Regions from separate parts of the Homo sapiens genome. Here region 2 is linked to region 1. Evidence: read pairs that join two places in POLR2A ChIA-PET (ENCODE). Cell type or tissue: IMR-90. All regions are shown on one strand. Each heading gives the region's core, and the rest is flanking DNA. Links, peaks and the distances in the headings are about the cores only.

The links. ChIA-PET counts read pairs that join two places held together with the same protein. Peaks named below come from ENCODE experiments on the same cell type or tissue, not always from the same donor. Only the 100,000 strongest peaks of a DNase experiment are listed, where the experiment ranks them.
Region 2: POLR2A ChIA-PET joins it to region 1 with 15 read pairs; 4 of 35 experiments call an interaction of 5 or more read pairs at or near these places.

The regions. Positions count from the first base shown.
Region 1 is chr6:15,145,275-15,153,606 of GRCh38, forward strand. All of the region lies in intron 2 of LOC105374946 (a long non-coding RNA gene), which reads right to left. Among named protein-coding and RNA genes, the nearest start is that of JARID2-DT, 96 kb to the right of the region's middle. In IMR-90, for the core only: no CTCF peak of the experiment used is centred there; a DNase peak (open chromatin) is centred at 3,297; H3K27ac peaks cover 274 bases.
Region 2 is chr6:15,068,471-15,076,802 of GRCh38, forward strand. No RefSeq gene overlaps it. Among named protein-coding and RNA genes, the nearest start is that of JARID2-DT, 170 kb to the right of the region's middle. In IMR-90, for the core only: no CTCF peak of the experiment used is centred there; no DNase peak of the experiment used is centred there.

The DNA of each region.
Region 1 (8,332 bases), core at 251-8,250:
TTGTCATTTCTATGTTCTATAGGTTCCAGAAAAAGCCACGTCATTTATAAGACATCCCACTAAATTTTAAATTACGCCCCATTCATCATACAGCAAACACCTATGTGCTTGCTGAATGAAAACCCATCTTGTGGCCGGGCACGGTGGCTCAAGCCTGTAATCCCAGCGCTTTGGGAGGCCGAGGCAGGCGGATCATGAGGTCAGGAGATGGAGACCATCCTGGCTAACACGGTGAAAAAAAAAAAAAAAGTCCCAACAAAATAAAATCCCAACAAAACAAAACGTAAGCTCACACCAGTTCATCTCCTCATGAAGTATAACCTCTAATGCAGTATCACGCTCATTTTCCATGACTTACCTGTTATGAGCACACATTATTCCATTATTAAACACTAAAGGAAACAGAGGACCTACTAGGCAAGAAGAGTTTTCAGACTGTTAAGTGGCTGGAAGGTTGCCTGGTCCTTGCGCCCGTTAAAAGACTGCACAAAAAGTCAGCACGTCCTAACTGCATTGCAGGGTTTCTATTAACTCTCAGCCCTGTAGGATTTGTCATCCAGTCATAAATGGACCCCATTTTTCTGACAATGGGAAAGAAGCAGCAGTTGTAATATGGATGGCTGTTATTCCTATTACCTTCTATTAAGAGGCACTTTCTTTCTTACTGGATCTCAAACCCAGCAGATTTCTCCTCATCTTGTATTTTGAGTGTAGAAGGAAGAAGAAGCTGTGAGAATGTGCTGGTGATGTCACAAAAGGGTAAAGAGGAAGCACAATCTAATTTCTCCCCCACTTTTTTCCTTTTTAAGAATGTAGTTTGATATTTATTTAATTTAAAAAGCCTCTGGTCAGGCTTGGGGGCTCATGCCTGTAATCCCAGCACTTTGGGAGGCAGAGGTGGGTGGATCACCTGAGGTTGGGAGTTTGAGACCAGCCTGATCAACATGGTGAAACCCCATCTCTACTAAAAATACAAAATTAGCCAGGTGTGGTGGCGCATGCCTGTAATCCCAGCTACTCGGGAGGCTGAGGTAGGACAATCGCTTGGACCTAGGAGGCAGACGTTGCAGTGAGCCAAGATAGTACCATTGCACTCCAGCCTGGGTAACAAGAGCAAACTCCATCTCAAAAAAAAAAAAAAAATAGCCGGGTGCGGTGGTGGGCACCTGTAGTCCCAGCTATTCAGGAGGCTGAGGCAGGAATATCGCTTGAACCCAGGAGGTGGAGATTGCAGTGAGCTGAGATCACACCACTGCACTCCAGCCTAGGCAACAAGAGCAAAACACCATCTCAAAAAAAAAAAAAAAAAAGTTTCTGTACAGTGTAACAAATGCAATTTTTACAAATCTGTTTTGAAAACATGGTGGCTGTTGATTTGGGTTTCATACTCTTAACAACTTCATCCACCAGTTTTTTTAGCTTCCTAATGTCTTGTAACCGCTCAGCTCACACAGTTCTGAAGTTTAGCTCCAGTCAGCTCACTTCCAGTGATGACTGGATGGAGTCCTATTTTTTTTTTTTTTTGAGACGGAGTTTCGCTATTGTTGCCCAGGCAGTAGTGCAACGGCTCGATCTCGGCTCACTGCCTCCTCTGCCTCCTGGGTTCAAGTGATTCCTCTGCCTCAGCCTCTCAAGTAGCTGAGATTACAGGCAAGCGCCACCATGCCCAGCTAATTCTTGTATTTTTAGTAGAGACAGGGTTTCACCATGTTGGCCAGGCTGGTCTCAAACTCCTGACCTCAGGTGATCCACCCACCTCGGCCTCCCAAAGTGCTGGGATTACAGGCGTGAACCACCACACCAGGCCTGATTTTAGTGCTCTACACGTTCAGAAAAACTTGTCTAGTAAGAAACTGTAGAAATGATCCCTGAAGCCCTGAAAATATAGTCTTTTCTCCTCTTTTCTTTCCTTTTTTTTTGTTTGTTTTGTTTCGTTTTTGAGACAGGGTCTTGCTCTGTCGCCCAAACTGGAGTGCAGTGGCACCATCACAGCTCACTGCAGCCTCAAACTCCTGGGCTCAAGCTATCCTCCCATCTCAGCCTCCCAAGTAGCTGGGACTACAGGCACACACCACCATGCCTAGTTAATTTTTATTATTTTTTTTTTTTCTTTTTTTTTGGCGGGACGGAGATTTACTCGTTGCCCAGGCTGGAGTGCAATGGCGCAATGTTGGCTCACCGCATCCTCTGCCTCCCAGGTTCAAGCGATTCTCCTGCCTCAGCCTCCTGAGTAGCTGGGATTACAGGCATGTGTCACCACGCCCGGCTGATTTTGTATTTTTAGTAAAGATGGGGTTTCACCGTGTTGCCCAGGCTGATCTCGAACTCCTGACCTCAGGTAATCCGCCCACCTCAGCCTCCCAAAGTGCTGGGATTACAGGCGTGAGCCACTGCGCCGAGCCATTATTATTTTATTTTATTTTATTATTGTTATTTTTTTTTATAGAGACTGGGTCTCACTATATTGCCAAGGCTGGTCTCAAACTCCTGGGCTCGAGCGATCCTTCCTCCTCGGCCTCCCCAAGTGCTGGGATTACAGGTGTGAGCTGTCACTCCCGGCCTTTAATTTCTCCCCTTTTCTAAAAACCCCAATTAACTACCTAAAAATGTAAGAAAAAATGAAAAGTTTGTCTAACAGCAGGTTCCAAATTTACAGTGAGTGATAAGACAAGACTGGCCATGGAGGTAGGCGTTCTAAATTTAGCTCCACGCTACCTCCTCGCACAGGCAGGGAGCAAGTCAGTCCTCCTCTGTGCCCAGGTCTCTTTGCCTGTCCCACGCAGGCAGCATCTGCCCTATCTCCAGGGCCTTGGCTGGACAAAACAGATCACAGATGCAAAACTATTTCATATACTCTAAGTCAGGGCTTCTTATTCAGGGGTCCATGGCCCCTCAACCCTTGGCCTTGGCCTCAGGATTTTAACAAACATCCAGACACTATCTTATTGAAGCTGGTGTGTATATGTACATGTGCTTTTTTCTGGGGAGAGAGTCTATAGCTTTCTTCAGATTTTCAAAGGAGTCTATGATCCAAATTACTATCCTGCTCCTCTTTTCTCTGTTATTAATTTCCGAGTGTTTACTGAGCCTTCACCAGGGGATCTGTTATTAATGATGTGGCTAACTTCCACTTCTCTTCTAACCTTGGAGCCGTCAAGGAAGGTTTACAGGGTTTATATTGGTTTGGATTTCACTTTAGAGGAGGGAGGGGGTGAAGATCACGTCCCCAGAGATGCCTGAGGAGCATTACCTCATCTCTGGGGAAAGCTAAGCCCAGGAGCTCTCCCACAGGGCCCCGTCAGGGCAGAGCATGAGGCTGTTGGGCCTGTTCTAAGTCGTGTTCTGGGGTTTTCTACTCCGGCAACACCTAACATATGGCATGTGCACTGATGCTTATGAAAACAGTGATTCATTCTTAATCCTTTAAAAAAAAAAAGTCAACCCTATGTGGCCTTGGCTCTCCTCCCTGAATGCCCTTCTGTTCTCCAGAATGTCTGTGTTGTCACCTGCCTCAGCCTTGTGTCGTGCGCTCTGTGACTCTGCCTCTCTGCAGGCCCCCTCCTGCCTTCCATGTCTGTCTCATTCCATCCCCACTGCTCTTTCCTCAGCGTCCTTGTGGTCACTCTGAAGCTGTGCATCCTCAGCCCTGTGTAGATGGGAAGACCTTTCCTCTCCTTCATTTCCATCCATGCACCTTGCCCAAGTGCCCCTCACCCTCACGCCTCTTCCACACTGGGTCTATTCTATGCCTTTATCCTCCTTCCCTAGGCTTCGTCCCTTTAGGGAAAATCTCCAGCTATGGGAAAACCTCCCTAGCTGGGGAGAGGCAGGAAGTAAGAAGGTGAGGGAAGAGGTAGGAAAAATTGGGGTATGGGCTGAATGAGGGCAGAAGTGGGGGAAGTGGGCTGCAGGGAAAATGACTGAGAATCACCGACTTTGCCTCCTGTCTTGCAACCTCTGCCTCCTGGGTTCAAGCAATTCTTGTGCCTCAGCCTCTCAAGTAGCTGGGATTACAAGCATGCGCCACCATGCTCAGCTAATTTTTATATTTTTAGTAGAGACCAGCTTTTCCCATGTTGGCCAGGCTGGTCTCGAACTCCTGACCTCAGGTGATCCGCCCACCTCAGCCTCCCAAAGTGCTGGGATTCCAGGCATGAGCCACCAAACCCAGTCTCGTCTTGATTTCTTTCATAAAATCATTTGTTTGATGCCCAACTGGGCAGAAGATGAAGATGTTATATCGTGAGAGAAGACAGAACCTTGCCAGTCTTATAAAAAATGAAGGAAAGAGAAGGACAGAGGGACAGGAGGAAAGAGGGGGAAAGATTCGGGAGATCATGAGGGGTAGGGGATAAGAACGCATCATATCATAGCTAACTCTGCTGTTGTTGCTGTTGTTTGTTGTTGTTGTTCTTGTTGTTCTTTGAGATGGAGTCTCACTCTGTCACCCAGGCTGGAGTGCAGTGGCACGATCTCAGCTCACTGCAACCTCCACTTCCTGGGTTCAAGCAATTCTCCTGCCTCAGCCTCCCGAGTAGCTGGGATTACAGGCATGTGCCACCACACCAGGCTAATTTTTTGTATTTTTAGTGGAGACAGGGTTTCTCCATATTGGCCAGGCTGGTCTTGAACTCCTGACCTTATGATCTGCCCACCTTGGCCTCCCAAAGTGCTGGGATTACAGGCGTGAGCCACTGCGCCTGGCTATTTTTATTTTATTTTATTTTATTATTTTATTTTATTTTATTGAGACGGGGTCTTACCATGTTTTCCAGGCTGGAGTGCAGTAGTGCAATCAAAGCTCGCTGCAGCTTCAGGCTCCTGAACTCAAGGGATCCTCCTGCCTCAGCCTCCTGAGTAACTTGAACTACAGGTACTCCTCACGCCCAGTTTTTTGTTTTTTGTTTTTTTCTTTATAGAGGCCAGATTTGGCAATGTTGCCCAGGCTGGTCTTGAACTCCTGAGCTCAAATGATCCTTCCGCCTTGGCTTCCCAAAGCCCTGGGATTATAGGCATGAGCCACCATGCCTGGCCTTAACTCTGTTTAGACCAAAGCAGATCTTAACCAATGGATAGGCAAATAGGACTCAGGAGACACAGGAGAGTCATTTCTAGAGTCAAAAGCAGCCAATCATTGTCAATGAGGTTTAAGATTAGGGTAGTCCCAAATTATGCAATAAGGTGGGTTCCAAACATTGGTTGTTGCCTGGAGCTCAAAACATGTTTCCAAAAAAGGCAGTATCCTTTGAAGAAGTCCAACAAAACTGTGTGAATCTTGGTTCTATGTAACCTTGGGTAAGCAACAACCTCTCCGAGCCTTAAATAAAGATGACAATACCTTCTAAGAAGTGTATCTTGGCCGGGCATGGTGGCTCATGCCTGTAATTCCAGCACTTTGGAAGCCTGAGGCAGGAGGATCCCTTGAACTCAGGAGTTCAAGACCAGCCCAGGCAACATAGTGAGACCCTGTCTCTTTTAAAAAAAAATTAAAAATAATTAAAGGAAAAAGAAGAAGTATATCTCTCCTTTTTTTTTTTTCTTTTTGAGATGGGGTCTTGCACTGACGCCAGGCTGGAGTACAGTGGCGTGAACTCAGCTCACTGCAAGCTCCACCTCCCAGGTTCAAGTGATTCTCCTACCTCAGCCTCCCGAGTAGCTGGGACTACAGGCATGCACCACCACGCCCAGCTAATTTTTGTATTTTTAGTAGAGATGGGGTTTCACCACGTTGGCCAGGATGGCCTCTATCTCTTGACCTCGTGATCTGCCCACCTCGGCCTCCAAAGGCAGGAGGATCACTTGAGCCCAGGAGTTTGAGACCAGCCTGGGCAACATAGTGAGATCCCATCTCTATTTTAATAAAAAATTAAAACAAAAAAAGGCTCCAATATATGGCAGATAGAATTACAGAGAAAAGCCACAGTAGCTAATAACCGGCAATGCACTGAAAATAGACAACTGTGCTAAAAAGACCATAGAAACCGAACAATAGTGTACTGCACGATGCTTGCAGAGGAAAGGGATCTAGAGTTTCAACCCCTAGCAGTAGAAGTGGATTGTTGCAGCAAGTACAGCCTCAGCTGTCATCTGTGCCCTAGGGCAGGGTTCAGTAGGTTAGGCGTTAAGAGACAGTGTACCTCATAAGAAGTGGTCAGGTTTCTTTCTGAGTTTCAGTTCTTCATTTATAGAAAGAGGATAGTAACGCACACTGTACACAGATTGTAGAAGACTAAAAATAGACCAGTATCAAAAATATTAAAAATTTTGAAAAATTCAAAATAAGATAGACCCTATTCCCAAACTATTTTCTGGAACATCAGCTGTATGGGCTATTAATAGGAATTACCAAAAAGGAAGTTTCCACACTCAAATAAAAATGGGAAATGCTGGCCGGGCGCAGCAGCTCACTCTTGTAATCCCAGCACTTTGGGAGGCCAAGGCAGGTGGATCACCTGAGGTTAGGAGTTTGAGACCAGCCTGGCCAACATGGCGAAACCCCGTCTCTACTAAAAATACAAAAACATTAGCCAGGCATGGTGGCAGTTGCCTGTAATCCCAGCTATTTAGGAGGATAAGTCAGGAGAATCGATTGAACCCAGGAGGCAGAAGTTGCAGTAAGCCGAGATCATTCCACTGCACTCCAGCCTGGGCAAAAGAGCAAGACTTCGTCTCAAAAAATAAAAAGGGGGGCCGGGCGCGGTGGCTCACACCTGTAATCAGAGCACTTTGGGAGGCCGAGGTGGGGGGATCACTTGAGGTCAGGAGTTTGAGACCAGCCTGACCAACATGGAGAAACCCCATCTCTACTAAAAATACAAAACTAGCTGGACATGGTGGCACATGTCCGTAATCCCAGCTACTTGGGAGGTTGAGGCAGAAGAATTGCTTGAACCCAGGAGGCAGAGGTTGCAGTGAGCCGAGATCACGCCATTGCACTCCAGCCTGGGCAACAAGAGCGAAACTCTGTCTCAAAAAAAAAGGAAATGCTAGGTCACAAGGAGGTCTCATACATCATCGGTTGACATAGAAATATATGCAAATTTGCAATATCTTCCAACATTTTAAATGCACATCTCCTTGGACATGGCAATCCTGCTAATGAGATGAAGGAGAAACACTAAATGAATTTTTCTTTTTTTTTTTTTATGAGGCAGAGTCTCACTCTGTCGCCCAGGCTAGAGTACAGTGGTGCGATCTCGGCTCACTGCAACCTCCGCCTCCCAGGTTCAGGTGATTCTCCTGCCTCAGCCTCCTGAGTAGCTGGGATTACAGACATGCACCACCACAGCCGGCTAATTTTTGTATTTTTAATAGAGACAGGGTTTCACCATGTTGGTCAGGCTGGTCTCGAACTCCTGACCTCATGATCCGCTCACCTCAGGCTCCCAAAGTACTGGGATTACAGGCGTGAGCCACCGCGCCCAGAATCTAAATGGATTTCTTATTGTAGGACTTCTTCAAGACAATAATGTGATATGTAGCATCTCCCAAACATATTTAAACTCAGATTCCTCTTCTTACGAGACATCTCCTGGGACTAGAGTTCCAAGGAAGACATTTGGAAACACTCAATTAAACCATGCGTGAGAGAGCTCCTAGCACAGATGGTTTTCCAGAAGACTTTATTTTCTTCTGCTGGTCCCAAGATTGGCCTCAGACCTCTTATCCCATCATCACCATCTGTTCCTTATGACCAAAGTCTCTCTCTTCCCTGGCCAGCTACACAATCAGATATATTTCAGCAACTTCCCTCTGCCCTCCTTTCTCTGAAGTATAGATTCCTGTAGGAGTTTCCCAAAGATCTTTGTGGCTCATAGTCATGAGGAATAAAAAACAAAAATGTTTTCTCCTCCAATGTCCTCTTTATTCATTTTGTCTCTGTAAGGAATGGCAAGGTCAAACAGATATAAGAGGTGAGGCTGTGTATGTGAAAGACCCCAAGCAAAATTCACTAAATTTCAAAGAAAAATTAGATGATATGCCAGACGCGGTGGCTCACACCCGTAATCCCAGCACTTTAGGAGGCTGAGTAGGGCAGATCACCTGAGGTCAGGAATTCCAGACCAGCCTGACCAACATGGAGAAACCCTGTCTCTACTAAAAACACAAAATTAGCCGGGCGGGTTGGCACATGCCTTTAATCCCAGCTACTCAGGAGGCTGAGGCAGGAGAATCCCTTGAATAGTGACATGGGAATCTCAACAAGGAGGACCTCGTATGCCGTATACAGTGGAGCACTGGTAACTGGATACTACCTACACAAGTGAGGTCTGAAAGTAATCCCTACATGAATGAACAAAACTAACTGGATGTACATTGAGCATAAGTCAGT
Region 2 (8,332 bases), core at 274-8,273, 77 kb before region 1:
TGATACACTGGTTCTGATTCTTTTTCCCAACTTAAGGTGAATTAAAGGAGTTTGTCTCTTTTTTGTTAAGTTTAATATATTTCATTTCAAATGTCACTATATATATTTGAGGCCACATTGGAAATATGGACTCTAATAGTACAATACCCCCTTGTTGAGCCAACTTTAAATTACATTAACTTTTGCAATTCACCAATAAATCATAGCAGAGGATCATGAGACTACAGATCTGCCACTTTCACTTTTAACCATGTAAAATTAGGAAATTTTATTAATAAAAGGTATTTGTGAAAAATCATACATGCATAAAGAGTCTTATTATGATATAACAGTGAATACATAATTCTAGCAATCACCAGAATATAACAAAAATTGCATAGTGAAAATAAAATTCACCGTAACACTACCAAAAAAAGGTTATGGGCTCAGTTAGATTCCTGGAGCATTGGAGACAGTCAGAATTTACTTAGGGTTGGTCTCACTCCTGAAAACCTCAGGAAATGCTGGAGACGGTGCCTGGGGTTCATTTTTACTGTGCCGAGTTGTGTCCCTACCCTGATGAGCTGTAAGTTCCATTATTGAGATCTGTCTCATAAAATGACACTTGGTTTTTTTTTTTTGGTTTTGTTTGTTTGTTTGTTTGTTTGTTTTTTCTTTTTTCTTTTTTCTTTTTTTTTTTTTTTGAGATAGTCTCACTCTGTCGCCCAGGCTGGAGTGCAGTAGCACGATCTCAGCTCACTGCAACCTGCAACTTCTGCCTCCTGGGTTCAAGCGATTCTCCTGCTTTGGCTTCCCAAGTAGCTGGGATTGCAGGCGTGCACCATCATGCCCAACTAATTTTTGTAGTTTTAGAAGAGATGAGGTTTTACCATGTTGGCCAGGCTGGTCTTGAACTCTTGGCCTCAAGCAATCTGCCCACCTTGGTCTCTCAAAGAGTGCTGGGATTACAGGTGTGGCCCACCACACCCGGCCTTGGCTTTGGTTTTGGTTTTGACCATGCCACAGCGGTAGTGGCTGTGGGGTGGAGAGGATGCCTGATTTTTAATTCTTATGAAGGTGCTTTCTTGTGTGGATAGTTCTGCAATCTGGTATTCCTGCAAGGGCAGTGGGGGTGATTGCTGGAGGGATCTATTTGGCTATCTTGCTCCACCTCCCTTAGAGGAGTTTGTCTTAATAAATAAACCCAGGAGAAGATAAACATTGTTTGATTTTCCCAGATTTTATTGTGGATAAACTATTTTAATTTAATTATGGAATGAAATCTTGTATACTTGCATATTAGGGAATCAGAAAGAGATCTGGAGCTTTGAAACTAAAACGCTTCACTCGTAAACTGACAATCAGATATCTTAGACCAAAATCTTCTTCAATATTAATTGGTACTTACAAAATATCCTTTGAAAAAGGCTATATAGAGAAGCTGAATGTGTCTAGCGATTAAGACAGCATTTATTTATACTCTTATACTAGTTTACATATACTCTTATACTGGTTGAAATGTTTCTAATTGATTAGACACGTGGAATATTTGAGAGAGAACAGACATCAGGCAATGAGGTACAGCAGTTAAGAACAAGGTTAACTTGCCCAAGTTCTATCTTAACTTCATTTTCGTAGGTCTTGTTGGTGCTGATATGATTTGGGTCTGTGTCGCCACTCAAATCTTTTGTCAAATTGTAATCCTCGATGTTGGAGGAGAGGCCTGGTGGGAGGTGACTGGATCATGGGGGCATGGATTTCCCCCTTGCTGCTCTCGCCATAGTGAGTGAGTTCTCATGAGATCTGGTTGTTTAAAAGTGTGTAGCACCTCCCGCCTCTCTCTTCCTCCTGTTCTGGCCAGTGAAGATGTGCCTGCTTCCCTTTCCCTTTCTGCCATGATTGTGAATGTAAATTTCCTTGAAGCCTCCCCAGCCATGCTTTCTGTACAGCCTGTGGCACCATGAGCCAATTAAACCTCTTTTCTTTATACATTACCCAGTCTCAGGTATTTCTTTATAGCAGTGTGAGAAAGGACTAATACAGTGGCCTACCCAACATTCATCTCCCTCCTTCCTCTCTCCTAGTGAAGCCCTGATTTCGTTCTCCTCCATGCCACTAGAGAAAGCTATTTCTCTAGTGCCAGGAATGAGTCTTGATTTATCTAAACCAATCAAAGCAGGCTTATCCTCCTCTTCAGCTATTGAAATGTGAGACATATCAGTCCAGGAAGACACATACAGGGGGATTTTCCCAAGAGTTTCTAGGACAGTTCCTCTAAGAGAATTTCCAGAAGTAATTCCCTCTCTTAGGCTTACCATGGAAAAGAAAGCAAAGAACTTTGACTACTGTTGACAGCCACTCCTCAACCATGAGGAGAGCTAGGCTTAGGATGCAGTCCACACTGCCTATGGCAGAGCAGAAAGATGGAAAGAGCCTGAAGTCCTTCTTATAGACCAACTATCCACCAACTTTAAAGCCTATTCTGCCTTTGGATTTCCTGTGAGCTATGTGAGCCAATAAACGTCCTTCTCATTTAAGCCAGTTTGAGTTGGGTTTTCCATTACTTGCAGCCAAAAACAACCTCACTGTTAGGCTCTTTAAATCCTATCTCTTAGGTATGTTGGGAGGAATAAATTTGATATGAAGTGCTTAGCATAATGCCTGCATCATATAAGTGCTTAATCAATGCTTAATCAATGGGCACTATGATTATCTAACCACTCATGTTATAGATTATTTGCCCAAGTTAACATAGACTTCCTCTGAATGGTCTGTGGATTAGTCTAAATGCATCAAACCAGAGAGAAGGCCAGGGCAAAAGTCAGGTCATTGAGTCAGGAAGGCTGATGACACAAGGACCAAGATCCGAGAGGCAGAAAAATGTCAAAGCCGGAACAAAAGGCTAGTTAGACAGGGCTGGAAGCAGACACCTTGAAGGTGGAGCAGGGATGGGCCAGGGTGGATCTCCCAGTCACCGGGCTCCCACATGGCAATTTCACCCCATCCTGATAGGCCCAGGCTGGAGTCCTAAATGAAAGACCGTGTGACACAGCATGTTAGTAGCAGAATCTAGTTAAGCACTGAGATCTTACTCAGTCCAGCACCCTTTCCACTACACCAAATTTAATTCCATTGCATGGGCGTTTGTTTTTATTACATTCAGAGGACTCCTAAGTTACCTGAAATCACAGAATGTAAGAGGCAAAGTACTCACTCCCCACTTCAAAGTAAGTTTAGTGGCTATCCTTGGGTAGAGGGAGACGAGCTGTGACTTTACTATCTACTTTGTGTGTATTAGGGTTGAAGTCTTTACAAAGCATGATGTTTCTTTTTATATATGAAGGAAACTGGACCTTTTATTTAATAAGCCTTCAGTTGTCCCTGCTCCTGCCCCTTCTAATCAGGACAAGTGGTTGATTGATGAAGAGCTACTCCTTTTTTCATACACACACACACACACTCATACACACACACATGCACACACGCAAATACAGATTTTCTGTCCAAAGCCCAGGCAGCATTTCTAGATGTGGCCCTTTGGGAGTAACATGCTTTCCCAGTCCTTCCACCTCCATATACTTTTCCTCACCCTCCTGGACAGCCAGAGCACTCTAGAGCAGATATGCAAAAAGTCAGCTCAAATAGACCAAGTAGTGCCGAACTGTCCCAAAGCACACGCACCACGGGAGGGTGACCCTGCTGCTCCAGAAGAAACATGCTCATCTCTCTCTGCGCTCCTTCTTCTGTTGAACAGGGCCCTGGGTGCACTCCACTCACTGACATTATGGCCACAGGGCCAGCCCTGTTCACTATGGGGATGTTGGAGGGCAGGTGGTCTTGTATCCCTATCCTGGGCCCTTTTCCTCGACTGATGGGACATTTTCCCACCTGTCTGCTCCCATCAACACACCGTCCTACTTGGTATTTCCTGGCCTCCCCCATTTTCCTCTCAGCTTTTCATGCCCTGCTTTCTGGAAAGAACCTAATGTGTTCAATCCCACAGAGCTGCAAATGGTAAATCAGAAGGAAAGTAGCGAGAACAAATTGTATACCTTGGCACTGAGTGTCTCTGGGGGAAAAATACAAGCAGACCCAGTCACCAACCACAGTACGAGATTGTGATGGGAATCACGCAAGTTTCCTGACACACACAGTGTCTTAATATCTACCAGTAAGACTCATTCCCAGATCTTGGTGGCACGCTGGTGACAGAAAGTCTCCCTAGAAAGGTCACATATAAGCTGTCTCATACGAACCCTAAGAAATAATCCTGGAGTCTAGGATTTTTGTGAGGGTTAACTGAGATAATGCATGGAAAAAAAAAAAAAAAAAAAAACAAAACAGAATGAAACCAGAATGTCCCAAAGCAAGCTACCCAAAGTCAAGTTCATATTTTCATCCCCCAGCCAACTGGGTAATTCTCCTGGTTTGGTTTGGCCTCCCAAAGTGCTAAGAGGATTATAGGCATGAGCCACCGTGCCCAGCCCCTGAGAACATTTTTAATAGCCAGAAGCCATATCTTTAGCACCATTTTGCTTTCAGAAGTAACCCAAATTGAAACATTAGTTACTTACACACAAGTTTCTATCTCTTTTCTTTTTTTTGAGATGGAGTCTCACTCTGTTGCCTAGGCTAGAGTGCAGTGGCATGATCTCAGCTCACTGCAGCCTCTGCCTCCTGGGTTCCAGCAATTCTCCTGCCTCAGCCTCCAGAGTAGCTGTGATAACAGGCACGCACCACCATGCCTGGCTAATTTCTATGTTTTTAGTGGAGGCGGGGTTTCACCATGTTGGCCCCGCTGGTCTCGAACTCTTGACCTCAGGTGATTTGCCCACCTCGGCCTCCCAAAGTGCTAGGATTACAGGCATGAGCCACCACACCCAGCCTCTGTATCTTTTTTCAATGTAAATACACGGGGAAGCAGAAACCCTTGGTTGGTCTGAGTCAACTGGGCAGCTCGCTGACAAAGAAAGCTTTATTTCCTGGGTTAATGGTACCAACCCCTCCCAGCAATGGGAAGATGCCAGTTGGGGAGGGCATTCCCCACAGGCAAAGCCTCAGGCGCTATTTTGAGCAGGCCTTCTAGAGGCTGAGTCTAGACTTGAGGTTGCTGAAGGTTTCTGCTTATTCTGAAAGATGATCTAACCTAAGATAAATGCCAGGTATCTGTGGTCCAAATTTCCCCACTGTGCTTTCTCTGCCTAGAACCAGCCAGGGGATGCTGATGGTTCAGTGACTGTAGAAAAGCCAGCTTTAAGACTCTTAATTACTAGTTTAAATAACATGGTACAACTGGCTTTGGTAACATGATATATTTTATTGGGTTTGTTCATACACATGACAAACAGAAGCTGAGGTTTATGTGCCTAAAAGATACCTATTTTAGGCCCTGTGATTTGGAATTATTGGGGGACGGGGGCAGGGGGACAGTAGTGGCTTTCTAATGTCCACCCTTCAAGGCCTGAGGGTGGCTGACAGGCACAGCAAAGATGTTTCCATGCCGGAGCCTGCCAGGTCATCCAGTGTGTTGGGATTTTCACTAATTCGTACCAAACCTGCCCGTGTCCCCATGCTAATTTATGGGACTAACCTGTGATGAGTTTGGGTGTCCCATAATAAAATGTCACGTGATGATATACGAGGGAAAATAACGACTTGTGATTTTTGATATTCAGAAACACTTATCCTTTCCCGAAACAGGAAGACGGCTGTGCTTTCCTACAGCTCTGGAGCCGCCGGGTTTCTAAGCTCTTTTGTGCCTTTGAACATTTTTGTCTGAGAACTTGGCAGCAGAAGGCCTGGCTTCAATGGGAGAACCTGGGAGCCCAAGTGCACAGACTTCCCGAAACAGGGAAACAAAGAGAGCTGAGGCCTACACGGCTTGGCTGGCTTTCTACATCAATGGAGGTGTTTGCGGGCTGATCGAAAGGGCAATGGAAAAACCTCAGACCCTGGAGTGCCAGCTTCCTAGGGCTGCTGTAACAAAGTACCAAAACTGGGTGCTTTAAAGCTATAGGAAATCATTCTATCACAGTTCTGAAAATAAGAAGTCGGAAATCAAGGTGTCGGCAGGGCTCCTCGCGTTCTGAAGGCTCTAAGCCGGCGGTCCCCAACCTTTTTGGCACCAGCGACCAGTTTTGTGGGAGATAATTTTTCCACAGATGGAGGGTGGGGGTCGTTTCAGGAGGATTGAAGCACATTACATTTATTGTGCACGTTATTTCTATTATTATTACGTTGTAATATAATATATAATGAAATAATTATATGACTCATCATAATGTAGAATCAGTGGGAGCCCTGAGCTTGTTTTCCTGCAACTAGATGGTCCCATCTGGTGGGGGTGAGAGACAGTGACAGGTCATCAGGCATTAGATTCTCATAAGGAACACGCAACCTAGATCCCTCACATGCACCGTTCACAATAGGGTTCACACTCATAGAGTACCCAGTGCTGCCACTGATCTGACAGGAGGTAGAGCTCAGGCGGTAACATGGGCCATGGGGAGCAGCTGTAAATACAGATGAAGCTTCGCTCCACCGCCCGCCGCTCACCTCCTGCTGTGTGGCCCAGTTCCTAATAGGCCATGGACCAGGGCTTGGGGACCCCTGCTCCATGCCTTTCCCTTGCCCCCTGGTGTTGCTGGCCATCCTTCACCGTGCCTGGCTTGTGACACGTGGCTCCCAGCTCTGTCTCTGTTGTCACACGGCCTTCTCCTTGTGTGTTTTCACATTGTCTTCCCTCTGTGCCCATCCCTTCCCATGTCTCTTCTTATAAGGACACCAGATGCTTTGGACTAGGGGACCCATCCACATTAGTATGACTTCATCTTACCTGATTACTACTGCAACAACCCTATTTCCAAATAAGGTCACATTCTGAGTTACTGGGGGTCAAGACTATGTCTTAGTCTGCTCAGGCTGCCATAACAAAATACCATAGGCCAGGTGGTTTAAACAACAGAAGTTTGTTTTCTCACAGTTCTGGAGGCTGGGAAGCCTAAGATCAAGGTGTCAGCAGGGTCAATTTCAGAGAGAGCAAGAGAGCATGAGAAAGAATGCTCAGACGTCTCTTCTTACAAGAGCACTGCTCTGGCCAGGCTCAGTGGCTCACGCCTGTAATCCCAGCACTTTGGGAGGCTGAGGTGGAAGGATTACTCGAGGTCAGGAGTTCAAGACCAGCCTGGCCAACATGGGGAAATCCCATCTCTACTAAAAGTGCAAAAATTAGCTGGGTGTGGTGGCGGGCGCCTGTAATCCCAGCTACTCGGGAGGCTGAGGCAGGAGAATCGCTTGGACCCGGGAGGAGAAGGTTACAATGAGCCAAGATCGCACCACTGCACTCCAGCCTGGGTGACAGAGTGAAACTCCATCTCAAAACAAAACAAAAACAAGGGCACTGCTCCCGGCATGAGGGCCGCACCCTTATGACCTCATCTAAGCCTAATTATCTCCCAAAGGCCCCACCTCCAAATTACAACACGCTGGGGGTTAAGGCTTCAATGTGGGAATTTTGGGGGGACGCAAACATTTGGTTCATAACAGACTTCAACATATCTTTTGAGGGACAGCCACCCACCCACCCAAGAAGATACAGGGCAGTCAACAGGGACAGAGGTGCCAGGTCTACCAGCTACATCCTCCAGTGACAGGAAACAGTGGGAGGAGAGACCCAACTGTTCCCACAGGATTAGACACCCCCAAATTAGTCCTCTAATGACTTGGCCATTTGATACTGAAATTTGCATGAGGCACTTCCCAAACAACCTTCACACAGGCGGAGAGGGTTAGTCAGGGTGGTCATTTGCCCTCCTCCCTTAGAAAACAAAAGCTGGCTAGTTAGCAGAGAGCTCTCTTGGGGGTAATGCTGGCCAGGCCAGGAAGTGGTCCTAAAAGCCAGCACAGTTCCCAGATTGGAAAAAGCCTGGGAGGGCACAGTCCAGCTGGGACTCAGCCTAACTGATGTCTCTCCTCGGCTCCCACATCAGGGCCACAGACAGGTTTAACAGGAACCGTCCTTTGCCCACTCATGTTGTTCATGCACGTACTGTCTGTGGAGGGGACACCCACGTTTCTACTTCTTAATGGCGGTCCCTGTCCTTTACCCCAGCCCCCCAGATCACATGACAAGGCTGAAGGCTGACAGCCTTCTCCAAAAACGGGCTCCTTTGGCACCGTCTCCTCTGCAGCCCTTTACTGCCCTTCCTTCCCCACACGGTCCTCAGTTTGGAAACACTGTGTTCTACCACTATTAATAATACATAGAGAGAGAGCCCATCTCCAAGGAGCTCCAAGGGCTTCACAGGCATTATCTAATTAGCCCTCACCACATCCCAGTGAGGCTTAGCAAAAG